4 separate regions of the Mus musculus genome follow, and regions 1, 2 and 4 are each linked to region 3. The links are chromatin loops, found by intact Hi-C in ENCODE. Cell type or tissue: left cerebral cortex. All regions are shown on one strand.

What was found. Peaks named below come from ENCODE experiments on the same cell type or tissue, not always from the same donor. Only the 100,000 strongest peaks of a DNase experiment are listed, where the experiment ranks them.
Region 1: a loop joins it to region 3, with 5 times the contacts of the local background. A loop is called at or near these places in 2 of 42 quality-filtered maps.
Region 2: a loop joins it to region 3, with 2.2 times the contacts of the local background. A loop is called at or near these places in 17 of 42 quality-filtered maps.
Region 4: it touches region 3 in a loop (2.3-fold over the local background); 3 of 42 quality-filtered maps call a loop at or near these places.

The regions. Positions count from the first base shown.
Region 1 is chr19:59,189,044-59,193,043 of GRCm38, reverse strand. No RefSeq gene overlaps it. Among named protein-coding and RNA genes, the nearest start is that of 4930442E04Rik, 19 kb to the right of the region's middle. In left cerebral cortex, no CTCF peak of the experiment used is centred here; a DNase peak (open chromatin) is centred at 1,690.
Region 2 is chr19:60,323,706-60,327,705 of GRCm38, reverse strand. Gm41882 (a long non-coding RNA gene) reads left to right here and starts at 2,444. Exons shown (of 3, transcript XR_877977.1): 1 at 2,444-2,505. In left cerebral cortex, a CTCF peak has its summit at 2,383; a DNase peak (open chromatin) is centred at 2,355.
Region 3 is chr19:59,452,789-59,456,788 of GRCm38, reverse strand. It overlaps Emx2os. Among named protein-coding and RNA genes, the nearest start is that of Emx2, 3.9 kb to the left of the region's middle. In left cerebral cortex, CTCF peaks have their summits at 972 and 2,406; DNase peaks (open chromatin) are centred at 861 and 2,390.
Region 4 is chr19:59,387,558-59,391,557 of GRCm38, reverse strand. It overlaps Gm33756 (a long non-coding RNA gene), which reads right to left and starts at 2,097. Exons shown (of 4, transcript XR_386849.3): 1 at 1,998-2,097; 2 at 1,633-1,839. In left cerebral cortex, a CTCF peak has its summit at 2,155 (motif pointing left); DNase peaks (open chromatin) are centred at 2,167 and 3,018.

The DNA of each region.
Region 1 (4,000 bases), 260 kb after region 3:
TAAAGTGTGTATTAAAGTGACTGAAATTTTGTTCTTTTTTTTTTTTTTTTTTTTTTTTTAAGAAAAAACAGTCTCTGAAGTTGTGCACGTCCTAACCTTTACAAATAGACTTTCGGTGCTACTTGAACGTGGTTCCCTTGAACTTTTTCTTGGAGAAATTTCACATTATTTGTATGTTTCTAAGACTCCTTTTAAAAATAAAAAGAGAGGTTGGAACCACAGACATCAATTTTCCCGCTGGCTTCTTAGAAACAAATTTCTCCCTGTGTGCCTATATCTTACTCTGGTGTAGGCAGATGTGTGTGTGTGTGTGTGTGTGTGTGTGTGTGTGTGTGTGTGTATGTGTGTGTGTGGGGGGGGAGATGCTGGGGGTGCATTCCTGGAGAACTCTGCTTTAACACACATACTGAATTAACACAGGTTCAAGCATCCTTTGAGTATCTGGGTGGCAGGGATTTAGAGGGTTGAGCCCCCAGACCATATGCTGGGTACGCTAAGGAGGCTGTAAAAACTCCTGGTCAGGATCATGGAGGTGGGAGACAAAATCCAAAGCTGTTCATCATCTTGACAGAATATCCACTTAGACTGAGTATTGGGATCAAAATTGTTCGAAGACTTGTGCCCCTTCACATTTGCTGGTCCGGGCTTTTCCAAGGGCCACCTCTGGGTACCGGAGGGCTCACCAAGGACAACTGCTTCAGCATTTGAAATTCTTTGTAAGGAACTATTTGCTTTGAATTCTTCCCAGGTTTTTAGTAATAATTTGAACCGATGCTGAAATCCAAATTATTTTACTTTCATCCTATTGTTTAGCAGCTAGCTTTTCCAATTAAGGTTTCTCTCCTTAAAAAAAAAATTACCTTTTCTGCCTTAACTTTATCCACAAACTGGCTCTTTGTTTAGCTTTTTTTTTTTTTCCTGTCAACCACTAAGGATTTCTATGACAGCAATGTGCATTACTGACCAAATCTCCAAAGCAAGTTCAACAGTTGCTGTTCACATACAGGGGTAGCTTTTAGCCAAAGTCCCATTAAGTCAGTCCAAAAACGGCAGAGGGTGGATTTTCAGAATAATAAATACAGGTATTAAAAGAAAAAAAAAACCAACAACATCATTTCTGTCTGACAACTAGGAATTTGGTTTTTTTTCAAGTGGATGCTTTTATATTAGAAATTTCAAATTAATTATTGTAATAAAAATGTAAGTTGTGGACCTCCAACAAGTGTCCAGGCTAGGCTGCTGCTCCACTGGAGGTCTGAAGCTTATAAAACATGCAAGGTCTGCATGGCCAGCCTTAGCACAGCTAGCCTCCTTGCATCCTTCTCTGTAGACAACCTTAAAAGAGATGGCAAGGTGCACTAAATGGTGGTGAGTGCTCCGTGCAGCACAACTCAGCATCCCCATGTCCGACTGCAGCCCTCAAGGAGACAGACTCAGAAATGCAAGGGGAAATAACAATGACTAAAAAACTACATGCTCACCCAGAGAATTTTAAGCAAGTTAGTCTGTAGCCTACACAGAATGTTGCTGTTATTTAAAACCACTTCGTATATGTTTCATGTCATTCAAAAATGTTTCCCAAGAGGAAACAAACTTGCCTAATGTTTCATTAACTGCAAAACTAAATTGGACTTGAATTTTTGGATGATCTGACTCTACCCGGTTGTGAAAGAACCCTGCCAGTCCTTGGTCAGACTGTTTTCTGTCTGTGTGGTAGGTTACACTGGATCATCTCCAAAAGCTGCAGAAGGGTCACTGTGGCCCTGAATTTTTTTTTTTCCGTTTTGTCTTAACAAATGTTTGTTTAAAACAAAGCTGTGATTTCCCCCACAGATCTTGATTTAAAATAAGTGCTCGCTTTTCATCTGATTTAAATTTTCTTCTGAGGTCCAGAGAACACAGAAAACAGAAAGGCTCTGATTTGCTGATTTGAAGGACTTGCTGGTTTCAATATCCAAGACTCTGCAAACTACAGGTTTTTCTGTTGTGCAATGCAGGTGGTAAAAAGCAGGTGAGTCTGGCCGAGGGTATAAAAGGGGTGGGCTGCGGCAGAAGAACGCTCTGGCTGAGACCAAAGCCTGAGGCTGCAATGGTGTTTTTGTGGAAAGCTGATGAAATTCACAATGGTCCCTAAGCTAAACTCATAAGCCAGCAGTTCCAAAGCAGCTCTCTGAGATTGCAACTGGTACCCTAAGCCCTTTGGGGCTCAGGACACCCCAGCTCAGAGCACCTCCAAAGCAAGCCACCTATAGCAGAGCAGAAACTGCTAGGAGGAGAAAGATCTTTTGCTTTTGCTTCAAGAAGAAGGTTGCTTTTCCTTCGAGCCCTTGTTTGTTTTTGCCTCAGCATTTCCCTACCAGCAGGAGACCATTACTCGGGACAACGTTCTATTCCATCGTCATTATCTCCCACAGAACTAAAACAATGCTCTGTTTGGCCTCCCAGGCAGGGGGGGGGGTGCTCTGCTTCTGCTTAAGCAGAGTTTCGGGCTAAGTTTTTGACCCCTGTCACTTGGACATCCAACAGGGATACCTGGTGACAATGTTTTGTTTTGTTTTGTTTTAATCTGCTATCTTGTGTTTTGTTATTTCATTCTCTGAGAAATAGCCCAGAAACTCGATTCTGAATCAAGAGGAGTCTCACCGTGGTGGGGGAGAGGGTCCTGCTCAAGCAGCATGGGCCCTTTCTGTAAATCAGCTAGATAGGATTTATCTGCAGTTGTCTTAGTTTTTCTTTTGTTTGGTGCTGTTGAAGAGCAAAGCTAAAAGGCTTTGTAATACTGTGTCGCTGAATATCTGACCCTAAAATTTAGAAACCTTAAGGTCTCAGAACTTTCCATTAGACCCTGGTCTTTTCTGTCTTTTTAAATATATTTGTGGATTAGATAGGCACACAGATAGATACATGATAGCTTAGATTGGTAGATTATGGGAGAGGAGTTAGAGGGGAAGAAATGGGGATGGATTTGATCAAAATACATTGTAGAGTAGATAGGTAGGATTATATTAATAGATAATAGATTAGCTAGATAGTGACTAGGTAGCTAGATGATATTAAATGTGAATTAAATAGATGATAGGAAGATAGAAAATAGAATAGCTAGTTAGATTAATAGGTACATGACACTAGATAGGTATGTAATAGAGTAGATAACTAGATTGGATTAATAGGGGATAAATTAGATTTAATAGGGGATAAATTAAGTAAACAATAGATTAGATTGATAGCTATACGATAGATTTCATCATGAATGGATAGATATTGATTGATCGGTAGAGGTTAGATTAATAGATACATACTAGCTAAGTAAATAATAGACTAGATAACTGCATTAAATTAAGAGGTTGTAGATTAATTAGATAGATGCTAAGATAGTGGGAAGATAGATAGATAGGTAGAAAGAAAGATAGACAGATGATAGGTAGATAGCCTGCCAATCACTAACATTCTGGAAGGTGTTGAAACACAAGGTTTTATAGGAAAGCAGGAGGGTCAGGGCCCCACCCTGAGCATTCCCTCCTGTGAGACTCCAGCACTAAGTGCTGTCTCCTAGAAAATGTTTCTTAGTTTGAACAGTGCTAGCAACTGAAAGCTGTTTTTGTCCTACAGTTGAAGACTCAGTAGGACACTTTGTTTCGCCCTTGAACTTGAAGCAAACGAATTGGCCACAATTGGCAGTTGCTGCCATCACTTTATTACCCTTGTTTAGCTATGAGTAACTTGAGACGTCCAAATGTAACAGCTGTGGATAATAAAAGTGTAATTGGCTACCTGAAGAGATTAAGCCCTATGCTAATGAGGCCAAGGTCTATGCTGATTGGCCCCCCTCCTCAATCCTACCCCTAGATGGCCAGCAGAGAACAGTTCACAGCTCAGGTCCCACTGGGAAGCCTGTGAGTAGGTAGTAGAGATGGCAAAAGGCTGAAGTTCTGGGGTTGGGGAACTAGACAGGCCTGTGCTTGAGACGCCCGCCGCTCAGTGTGAATGAAGCTGAGCACCT
Region 2 (4,000 bases), 870 kb before region 3:
ATCAGAATGGTTACTTTTGAATCTTGAATTATTTGGCTCCCCTCCTTAGTATTTTAAGTATTTTCAATCCTTTAATATGGAGAGGCCTAATAACTTCTGGCAGGCTTCATTTTTGTTTTTATGAAATATGAACTATACCAGGTAAGCAAACTTCTATATTTAGATGGGATTTTTGTCTTGTGCCATCTGCCTTTTAGCTAGAGAAACAAAGTGCAAATTGTTTTCTAAAAAGTCCTTTTTTTTTTTTCAAAGGAAATCTAATAAGCGGTCCTTCAGTGGGTGAACTTTAGTGTGTTTATTTTTCTAGTTTTATTATTATTTTTAACTATGCGCCTCTGTGTGGGTATGCACATGCAAATTTAGGTGCTCAAGGAGGCAAGAAGGTGTTGGATTCCCTGGAGCTGAAGTTACATGCAGCTCTGAGCCATCACATGTGACTGCAAGTTCTTTTAACCACTGGGCCACAGCAGCACCAAGAACAAGATTTTTATACTTAAGCTATAACTCTGCAAGTTCAAGATCAGAGAGAAGAAAATAATATATGAGACAGAATAGAAAAGTTCAGAAAGGAGCAGAGGACCTGACATGCAGCAAAGAAGAGAGCCCCTTCCTGAAAACACAGACATAGTGGGGACCAAGGTGTGATTGGCCTACAGGGGAAAATGCATTCCTTGCAGCAGTTTACAGGCAAGAAATTGTCAAAGTGGTTACATGTAAATTCTGCTACAGCTTCAATGACCCGAGCCAGGACATCTTTTTCTGTTTGATCTCATTTTCTGTCTTTAAAATGGACCATTGTCTATAAAGCCTTCTCAGTTTTAAGAAAACTCTCCCTAATCAATTTCAATATTCAATAGCTATCAATTCCCAACTGTTCCAGTGCAGAGTCAAACTTATCACTGTGGAGTGTGTGGGGCCAGGACAAAAAGCCAGGAAATAATAGAAACTTCCTTGTTTATCTGACTTGGCTCAGGGACAATCCTTTTGACTTCCTTTCCAACATGAGTTTTGTACTAGATTCTTCTGGTAATATTACAATTATATTTAGGTTACATTTGAAATATCTACAAATAGTCTCTTGGGTGGCAAGGAGTGGGGCAGGAGAGGGATTAATAATTTCTTGGAAAATGCGGGAATTGGTGGATTTGAAAACCACTTCCAGGTGCTATTGAACTTAGGGTCACCCCAGTTCCTGATAGGTGTTATAATGTCTAGAATGTTTCAGAAACATTGATGTGGTAAGAACTGGAGGGATCAAGAATCCAGGAATCCCAGGAGAGAGCTAAAGGGAGCGTCTTATTTCTAGATTGAGATTCTTTCAAAACAGACTTTTAAACCACAGACTGTTTAATTTGCAAATTTGAGACGGCATCACTTGGAGGTACCACACAGTATCTTTGAGCCATTTTAGTTTGTTTGGAATCCTCTTTCAAATTAATATCTTCCTACAAATTAATAGCTGTGTTGATAGGAACCAGAAAATTCTGACTGAGTCAGGAGAAGCCAGAAATGTTTAGATTGAGATATGAATTTGGCTATGAACCTTTGAGGGTTCCCAGGCAGAAAAGTGATTTCAAGTTTTTAAAGTCTGGATCTAAATTTGATGTCTACAGCAAGAAAGCAGCACCCGTTCATAGCCTTCACCTGAGTTCATTGTACACCCTATCCCTGGTGAATGTAATGTTGGCCAAATGGCAGAATTGGAAGGGAGTTTGAAAAGCTTCCACTCCACACTCTTATTTTCAAAGAGGAAAAAGGAGACTCATTTTTAGCTTCCCTTTCTATGTGTGAAAGCAACAAATGACTTAGTCTCTTGACATAGATTCCAAGCAGACAGTGTCCTGTTTTCCAGGATTGGGTAATTGACCACTGGCCAGTAGGGCTTTGCTGTGTGTTGGCTTTTGCAATATTGAACTCCAGCATTGGTCAACACAATGCCTATCTATGGCATGCATGAGTCTATCATTTCTATCCATGTCCCAGTCCCCTTAGAACTAAAAGCCACAGATGCTTCAACATGTCCAAGGAAAATTGGGGAGACTTTTATTAGCTTTGGTTTTGACTCCATTCTCATAAAGTATGCAAAATGTGTCATTTATAAGAACAGCCCAGAAGAACAGTTGCAAATTATAATATAAAACAAGAAAACGATGTCACAGAAACAGAGACCTGGCTGTGGCAGATGCCCTGTCAAAGGAATGATTTATAATCTGGAAATACAAGCAGCAAGAGAGGCCCACCAGCTAGGACTGCATCATCCGAGGCAATCAAACCCTGCAAATATAAAGCAATTTTGTATTCCCATTTCCAAGGGCTCCCCACAATAAGGACTCTTGTATGCCCAAGTTTAGTATTCAGAGCAGAAACCACAAACTCTAACAGCCCCTCCTGGTCAAGATAGTTAATCACAGTTCCCAGGCGCAGGCAGGCTGTCAGAGCATTGCTCCAAGCGGCTGGGGACTTGCCTGCGTGTCAGCTTCTCTCTCTGAGAGCTAGAAAACGATGGTGGGTCAGACATCCATTTGCTTTGTATATTGATATAATTTCATCAGAATTTATGATGTGGGAGTTATTGCACAGGCAAGAAATGTAATCTAACCTTCATCTCACACAATGCGGCAAAGATATTATGTTCTCCAGAAAATATATCCTGACTTGTTGAGTCAGATTATACACATGCCATCCTAATGGGCTTCAATATTTCCTTGGACAAGTCATTGCTATTTGCGTGTATATTAAATTGGCTTGTGTAGAAACTACTTTTAAATAAATAATGAAGAATTCTAATGCTATTACTTCTTTTCATTTTTCTCAAGTTTTGGCATGTGCATGCATTCTGGTAAATTTTAAACATCTGTGTATAGCTTATCCTAATTTCTCCAGCTCATATTTGGATCTGACTATTGCATGACACACATACATGATTCTCTTTAATCCTTATAAAGAGGTCATAGGACTCCAGTCCTTAAGCAGAATACATGTCAACAGTCTTCCAAGACTATTTCTTATAGATGATCGTTACACAGAGACCATCAGTCCTGGCGTTGTTCGGCTCTGAAAATAATTTTGATCACCTTGAGTTTTGTAGCTTTTCTCAGTGGAAAATTTGGATGTAAAATATGTCCATAAATGAAGGGCTTTCTAGATATCACTTAAGTGTTTCATCTAGAGCTAAACATTATTTGAATCAATTTTCAAAATTAAAGAAAGAAATGACAACTTTAAGATGCAGAGCACTGCATCTTAGCAGTGGCCTGCCCATGTGTCTGTACAAGTATCTTTTTGTTGTGTTTCCTACTTTCTCCTAGAAATGTTGCTAGGAAGAGTGATTATTCGCTCACTGTTCCTGGTCGATCCAGGCAGCAAACATCACTACTACAGTCTCTCTACACTCCTATTCTTCCTCCTCCTGTTCATCTTACCTATCCTTTCTTTCTTATTTAAGTGTGTGCATGTGATGTGTGTGTCTGACTCTGTATGTTTGTGTGTATTGTATATATGTCTGTATGTGTGTGTGTGTGTGTGTATGTGTGTATATATGTATCTGGGTCTCTAAGTGTATGTGTGCATGAATTTGTATGTTTGTGTGTGTGTGTGTGTATATAAATATGTATATATGTGTGTGTGTGTGTGTGTGTGTGTGAGGGAGAGAGAGAGAGTCTGTATGTGTATGTGTATATGTGTGTGCGTCTGTGTATGTATGCACATTAATATGTAGGAATATAGGTACAACACAGGAGTAGGGGGCAAAAGTCAACCTCAGGGGTTGGTCCTCACCTTCTTTCTTGTTTGAGACAGAGTCTATTCAATTTTTTTATCTACTATATATGTCAGGCTAGTTGACCCATGAGCCTTTTGGGATTCTCATACCTCTACCTCTGATTTCTTCTTCAGGACCAATGAGGCTATAAATGTTTGTTTAACATACCTGTTTACCACTTTTCATGGTTTCTGCAGATTCAAACTTGCATCCTCATGATTGGATAGCAAGTACTTTTAT
Region 3 (4,000 bases):
TTATGGGCATTAGATTCAGCCCTATAAAAAAGGGTATGCATTTGAGGCCACATTCTCCTCATTCCTGAACCAGACCCCAAATATAGCTGAGAAATCTCTCCCTAGTTTCATCTGGGTTGTGGAAATAGAGGCTGTGCCTCTGAAGACTGGAGCCCAAAGAAGGGCGGAAGTCTTGGGCCATGCCTAGTCAAGCAAGATTCAGAGGAGCTAGGGCTTCTAGAAACAAACGCTAGAAACAAACGCTTCCACTTGGTCACACTGCAGATACTCTGGAGGAGGGTGAGAAGGTGAGTCTTGTCTTGAATGGGTCTGCAATGCTGTGACTACAAATTAGGACCACTAAACTCTTCACTCAGAACCAAATACCTCCCCCAGCATTAGCATCATTAGCATTAGTACGCTTGGCTGTGGGTATCACAGCCATTGACTTTGAGCGGCAAGGAATCCAGACCTGTTTGGAAGATTTGATTGAAACTCCCATATGTTGGTGGGACTTACTTGATCCCTCACCTCTCTGTACCAGGGTGTACTGGGGAAATGTCTTGAGGGAATGAGCACCTAGCTTCAGACAAGGGCCTCCAGTCTCTTGCATGAGGCAGGGGCATATCACCAGTTTCATGATCCTCAGCAAGCCACCAGCCTCTTGCAAAGTTCCCTTCTACCATTAGATTGCCGACCCGAGGTGGTCTCTGGGTGCCCTGCAGGTAGCCAGTGCTCAAGAGCAGCAGGAGCATTTGGCAGTCAAGTACATGAACCCAAGGAGGCTCTGCCCCTTCTCGCTCAACCTCCACTGAAGAAGAAAAGCGGGTTTCCGGTGAGTCAGGCTGGGTGCAGAAGCCATAGATGCCAAATAATCTATGCTAATTCATGCTCCCAGCCCAGAGGTGCCCCGGAAGAATCTGGTCTCCTCAGCGTGTAGAGGAATTAACTAGAGAGTAACTTATTAACCACACTGACCAGCAGAGGCGCACCAGGGCTCCGGGCATTCAAGTCCAGCTTGAGACCCAGAGCTCATAGATGGCCTAGCAGAATTCTAGTCCTAGGTTCCTTAAGGACCCAAGAAGCCACTGTTTGGTTAAGTACCTGTACACACAGCTGGGCTGATTCTCTTTGCCCAGTGTGCACTCCAAGTCACTGGGGGATTGGGCACCATGGTTTTTGCAGAGGACTAGAAGACACATGTGAATGTTCTAATAATGCATTTGTCTCTTACTGAAAGACCAGCGTCAACACCTCAGTCTCTCCTGACCTCATTTTGTCATATGTAAAAATGCAGCCCGTACAGTCTAGAAAGCAGACAGGAGCAGTGGCCATTGAGTTTCTGTATGGCCGTATGATCAAACAGTTATTTAGTGGAGTAAAGGTAATTACAGACCCCGTTTTCAAAGCTGTACAGTACGAAGTGTGAATTTTACTATTTGTAGTTATACCTAATAAAACTACCCCACCCCCAGTACATTGGTAGCTTTACTGTGTGACCTTGGGCAAGCTAAGCTATCCTCTTTGATTCTTTTTCCTCTTCCTCCAAATGGGAATAAACAATAATACAATAAATAGCATTTGGGATTGTTGCAAGAGATTGGCAAAGCAAACTGTTCAGACAGTGTCTAGCACATATGGAACCTTAATAAAAGCCAGCTCCTCTCGTGGATGTTGCTGTTATTATGTGCCTCCAGCCAGGGCATCACAGACCGAACAATAATGCTGTAAAAAGGCATCCACAGTAACCTCACCCCTGCCTGCCGTGTTCCTCTGTGCTTCCCGTAGGAGGTGCTGGATTCTTGAATCTCTACAGGTATCAAAGGGTAGTGATCTCTGAGGATCTGTGATAACCATGGGCTTTGAGTATCCTGCAAAGCCTCTGTTTACAGAGAAGCAGTGCCCTCAACTCTGCTTGTGGGGTTGCTAGGCCCCAGAGCTATCTTGGGTGGGTGGATAGCATCAAGCAACTCTAACGGATAGAACTTCCTGGGACAACTAGATGTGTATCACAAATGTCTGAATAAATGTGTTAGAAGTTGTTGAGGTTGGGTGAGCTTAGCTCATTTTTAGTGTTCTGTACATTTTCGTCATTGCTAGGCTGGTGTTTGGACCCTGTAGTGTCCCAGAGTAGTGAACCTCACTGTATACCACCAGTGGCCCTCAGGCTTGTGTCAGATGTCCTGAGAAGGCCCACTCTAGCTCTGGCTGCGAAGTTTCTCCAACTCTGTAATTGTGATCCCAGTCTCCCCGGCCTCTGAAAGCTACAGCGGCTGTGGGAAAACGAAAAAAGAGAATTAAGACCTTAAAAACATTTTTTAAAATTATCACGGTAAATCCCTTTCTGGCGTTGTCCCCAGAGTTCTCTCGCGGAGTAGGCAGGGATGCCCAGGGCCGCGATCCGCGTGTGTGCAGCGGCGCCTAGTGGCGAGGGATTCGAGAAGGCGCGATGCCCTCTGAGCTCCCTGAGAGTGCAAGGGGTTGCAGACCACTGCCACCAATCTCAGTCTGAACCAGAGGAGAACCTCTGAGGAGGTTCATGGGACTTGACCTTGCTTCCCACCTGTCCCCATCGGCTTCAACTCAATTCACCCTCACTGGAATTTCCCCTTCTCTGGGAGCCAGGCTTTCTTCTAAAGGGAGCAAGGAGGAATGGATAGGATACACTCTAACAAGGACGTGGTGACGGGGACTATCTAGGCAAGGGAGATAGCTAGTTACTGCGCAAGGCGAACACAGCTCCATGACTAAGTACCCGGATATCGTTGCTTAATCACTGTGACTTAAAGGAATGGACTTGTAGTGACCCTGACTGAATGGGGTCGGGAAGAACTTGGGTTGCCAGGTTCAGCTCTCCTAGATGTATGCCCCCTTGCGACGGGGAAGAACGGGGGTGGGTCCTTGATTATTGTGCAGGTGAAGAGTATCTCACTAAATGCAAATCCACAAGACTAAGGGGCAGCGTTGGGGCTATGGTGACATGTCCTGCCACCAGACACTCACGGACTTCATCTTTCACGGAGCAACCGAGCTCTTCTCTTGAGGTGAAGCAGTAGAATCCGCATAGAATTGATGGAAGCCTGGATGGTATGAAGAGGGCTTGAGCATTACTGTCAGCCTTACTGCTCAAAGGACAGACTTAGGGGGTGGTACGAACTCTGGAGAGAGCATCTCTCCCGGATCATGGCTTCTGCTGCGCCGAGTGACTTGCAGGAAAGATGCATTGCCTGTGAGTTTCTGGATTTCTGGAAGCCAACGTTTCAGTCCAGAATGCCACACTACTCTGGGAGACACACCAGGGGCATAGGGCTTTAATGCCATCATTGAATCTCGTCAATCCTCAGCACACACAGCTCTGGTGATTCATCATTGAAAGCAAAGAAATAATCAAAGGGGGAGGGATGTCATCGTTTCTTTCTCCATCAGCTGCCTTCAAATAAGAGATTATGGCTAAACAAGGCAGGGAAAACAGATGTTCTCACACACAAGGATGCAGGAGCCAGGGACCATGGACAGGCTTGCCCAGGTGACTTTCCAGAAGGAAATGAAATAGCTCTGTCCCCACCCCCTCCAGTCATCCCAAAGCTGCCCTTCCAAGACACACATAGGTCCAGGATGTGGAGGGGATGGAGGGGGGTTTTCAGGCACTTTCCTGGGCTCTCTAGTAGCTTTGTCCCCAACTGCTTTTGACCAGAACCCCACAGAGGAGAATGGATCTCCACCTGGAAAATAAAGGATTGCTAGATGTAATAGACAACAGAATGCCCTCTAGAATGCTATTCTGAGCAGTCGCCTCTCCTTTCTGGAATTCCATACTTTTCTAGGGTAAAGAACTGGACCTAGAAAGGAAGGGGTAAAGCCATCTGAGGAAAAAGAGAAATGCCAGGCTTTTTCTTTTGGACTCTCCTTGAAAGCTGGGGAGGATGCCAGGAAGACTTGGGAAACACTATTAGCTCCTGTCCTGTGTGGAACTTGGCTTTAAGCAGGTCCTTTCACACCCACGAGTCAGCGAACTTTTCAA
Region 4 (4,000 bases), 65 kb after region 3:
CAAGGACATTCAAAATCATAAACTATGACCATAAACTAGAGGCACATACCTGCAATCCCAGCACTCAGGAGGCATATGCAGGAGGATTGTGAGTTTAAGATAATCCTCGGCTACAGTTAGTTTGAGACTAACCTGTGTTACATGATACCTTAAAAAAGAAGGAGGAGAAGGAGGAGGAGGAGGGGAGGGGGAGGAGGAAGAGGAGGAAGAAGAGGAGGAGGAGGAAGAGGAGGAGGAGGAGGAGGAGGAGGAGAAGAAGAAGAAGAAGAAGAAGAAGAAGAAGAAGAAGAAGAAGAAGAAGAAGAAGAAGAAGAAGAAGAAGAAGAAGAAGAAGAAGAAGAAGAAGAAGGAAAAGAAAGTAAAGAGCGAGAGAGGAAGAGGGAGGAAGGAAGGGGAGGAAGGGAGAGGGAAGACAAGGAAAGCCTGTGCTTACTTGGGTCTAGGATGTTTGTGATCTTCAAGCTTAACTACATCAGTGTTCCTTCCTCATCCTAAGGAATGAGGGGTTAATCCCAAACTGCTGATAAGTCACTTCAAGGCCACAGGAAGCCCCCCAACTCCTCTCTGAGGAAAGGAGGTGCCACAGGCCCATCTCTCACTGCTTTTGAACTTTGGCTAGTGGACAGCCACAGGCATGTTCTGCAGGCACCAGGTTGTATCATCAGAGAGGCCATGCAGTGAGAAGATGATGGCGTGGGAAGTCAGCTGCCTCCTGCAGAGGTAGAGCCTTGACAGGAGATGAGAGAGATGCACCACTCTCTTTACCACTAAGCATTTTTAAGTAGCCCCACTTTGAAATCAGGTAATGTGCTTGCTGCTTAAGCATGAGGCACTGAGTCAGTATCCCCAGCTCCGATGTAAAAACAGAACAAACACCCCCCCCAAAAAAAAAGGTGTGGAGGTGCACACTGTAATCCCAGTGACTGAAGGCAGAGACAGGAAGATTCGTGAAGCTTCTAAAACAGCTAGTCTAGCCAAATCGGGGAGGTTCTGTTTCAGTGTAAGGCTCTTGTCTAGAAAAAGAAGGAGGAGGAGAAGGAGGAAGAGGAAAAGGAGGAGGAGGAAGAGGAGGGGGAAGTAGGAGGGGGAGTAGGGGAGAAAAAGAAGAGGAGAAGGAAAGAAGGAAAGGAAGGAAGGAAGGAAGGAAGGAAGGAAGGAAGGAAGGAAGGCAGGCAGGCAGGCAGGCAAGCAATTGAGGAAGACAATTTCTAGTCTCCTCACACGTGCATGCATGCATAAAGGTACCCACACATATGTGTATGCATACCCACAAACAGAGAGCACTGGTATGGTGTGCACCACCACACAACCATCTCCTCTTTTTTAAAAAGAAAACAAAAAAAACCAAATTTCCTAGGGGGCTAGAGAGATGTTTTCGTGGTTAAAACACTGACTACATTTTTAGAAGGCCTGGGTTTGATTCTCAGAACCCACATGGAGGCTCACAACTACCTGTCACTCCAGTCCCAGGTGATCAGAGACTCTCTTCTGTCTTCCATGAGCACTACAATGAACACTGTGCTCTGACATAGATGTGCGTTCAGGCAAACACCCACACTCATAACAATCAAATGAAAAAATATTAAATTATTTAGTAGGTGTGTGTGTGTGTGTGTGTGTGAACATGCTTACCCACACGAAATCCCAGGAGGCCAGAGGACACCTCCAGTTAGTTACTCCTCTCCCACCGTGAGGATCCGGGAACTGAACTCATGTCGGTAAGCTTGGCAGCAGGTGCAGTGCTGACTGAGGCATTCCCATTGAGTTTGATTTCAGAGAACTCCTCAACCTTGTCCTACCGAGCAGGATTCAGATGTAAAGTAGCATCTCTATGGCAACCTTGGGGTCATAGAGAACGGACTGTGGGTTAGTAGTTAACCAACAATCTAATAGAGAGTCCTGGTTTCATGAAATTCAACAGATAGCAGAGAGACGAGGCAAGGCCACCGAGGTTAACAGTACTAACACAGTCGTGTTTATCCCACGGGACAGCCTACCTCCTGCACAGTCTCAGTTAAGACATTACAGTTGGGCATACAGGCACTCTCCATCCTGGCACTGATAATTCAGCAGCTGCCACCCTGAAAAACCTCTACCTCTGGGTCGCCCGACTGTAAATCCCAGACCCTTGCCTGAGTATAGGTTACATGCTGCCCCCTGGTGGTTAACTGTAGACAGCTTCCTCTGATCTAACTTCCTCAAAAAAGGGAGGGGGGAAGCGCCCTCCCCCCATTCCCTCCACCTCCTCACCCCACTACCTCACCACCACTCCCCCTTCACCCACAGGATGTGGCAAGTGCCAATGGGTTTCTCATGCCAAATCTCTCAAAAAGGTTGAAGGTTCTTTTTATTTTTCCCTGCGATGTTCTTTCTAGAAAGGTCTCTGGAACCTACTAGTTTGCCACTTCCACACCCAAAGGACTGTTAGTAAGTCCCGGAGCTGAAACTAGACTATAGACCTTCCGCTTTCCCTTCACATGGGCATTCTACCTCTCTGCACGGCCTAGAAACTGCAATCGCCCTGCTTCAGTATAGGACTACGAGGCACGGGGGTTGGGGGTGGGGGTGAGGTGGGGGAAACGGGACTGTTGCCATAACAACCAAAAGCACAGCTTTATCCCCAAGACAGAATTTCTTGAACTTTCTTACTTCTCTAAGGAGGGGGCGAGTAATCACTCTCGGTTAATCTTTATCCCTTTGTAAACATAACTTCGAGATGAAGACACTGACAACGCGGCTAAACAAGCCTTTGCTGGGCTTCAGCATCCCTGCCTGTTCTTTTGGAGAATATGATTGACAAGGGGAGAGGGTCCCTAGGGGAGCGGTTCTGTTTGAAGGCTGCAGTGAGGGTCTCTGGGCAGCAGGACAGCAGGGGGCATAGTGTCTGTGGTGAGAGAATGAAGAGAAGGCAGGAGGGATCCTAGGCAGCCCGAGCTGGGTCTGCAGCTTCTACAGACTTCATTATTGTTCAGCAGGCTGGCGCGGCCACACTGTGTCTTGGCTGGACAGGGCAATTAACAGCTCCCCACGATCCTAATGAGTAGCTTTCTTGAGGTTTAAGCTGCCTGCAGAGTTTCCCAAGGGAACTTGCTTCTGGAAGCCAGTTCCTCAGAAGTGCCCTCCCCTGGGTGCACCCAGTCCAGGGCTACTGGATTTGGCCAGTTGGTCGGAGGCTGAGACTTCAAGGTCCATGACCAGCTTGTGATTGTCACCAACAGCACCATTCAGCTATAACATTTCCAGTGGAACCAGCTAGGAAGTTTTTTCTCGAGACCCTTTCTCCTCAAAGATCCACCATGCTTTGTCCCGCACACACCTGGGGATGAATATAGAACTCAAGACAGGGTTCATATCTGCCCAAGACCCAAAACTCTGCCCTATATCAAAATCTGAGCCAATCTGCCCACCTCCTACAGAACTTCAACTTGAGATAAAGGGAAAAATCTGTTTCTGGGCAGTAGCAAGAATAGTAGGAATAGAAGCTTAGTAGAATAGAATTCAAGCCAGGCCTGAAAGGCAGAGAAAAGGGTCTCTAACTGGCTACTTGCAAGCATGCAGAGCTCTTCAGCATGTACCTGTTCCCTGAAACAGTCTGACTGGAAGGACCACACACACACATTCACATCAGTGCAGTGGGCAATGGTGAGTTGTCATCTAACTGACAAAGTGGAAGGCCCCACTTTGTCCTCACCTGAGGTCCAGCATAATTCAAAAAGCACCTTCCAATCTTTGTTTGTATCTATGAAGCAGAGACCTGTGGAAAGCATCGTCCTCCTTCCCAGGGGCACAACCCCTGGGTCTGCCAATTTTAGTGTGGCCTGCAAGGTGTGGCTGGTCTTTGCAGTCTGAAGCCCACCACCACCTTCTGTGTGAAACTCTAGCCACACGGTTGCTTCTGAGGTGCTGTTTCCTGCACCCATAGTTTTGCTCCACAAACACTTCCTATCCCTAACTGTGTAGCCAGCTCCATCCCAACCTTCAGAACCATGTGCTCTAGGAT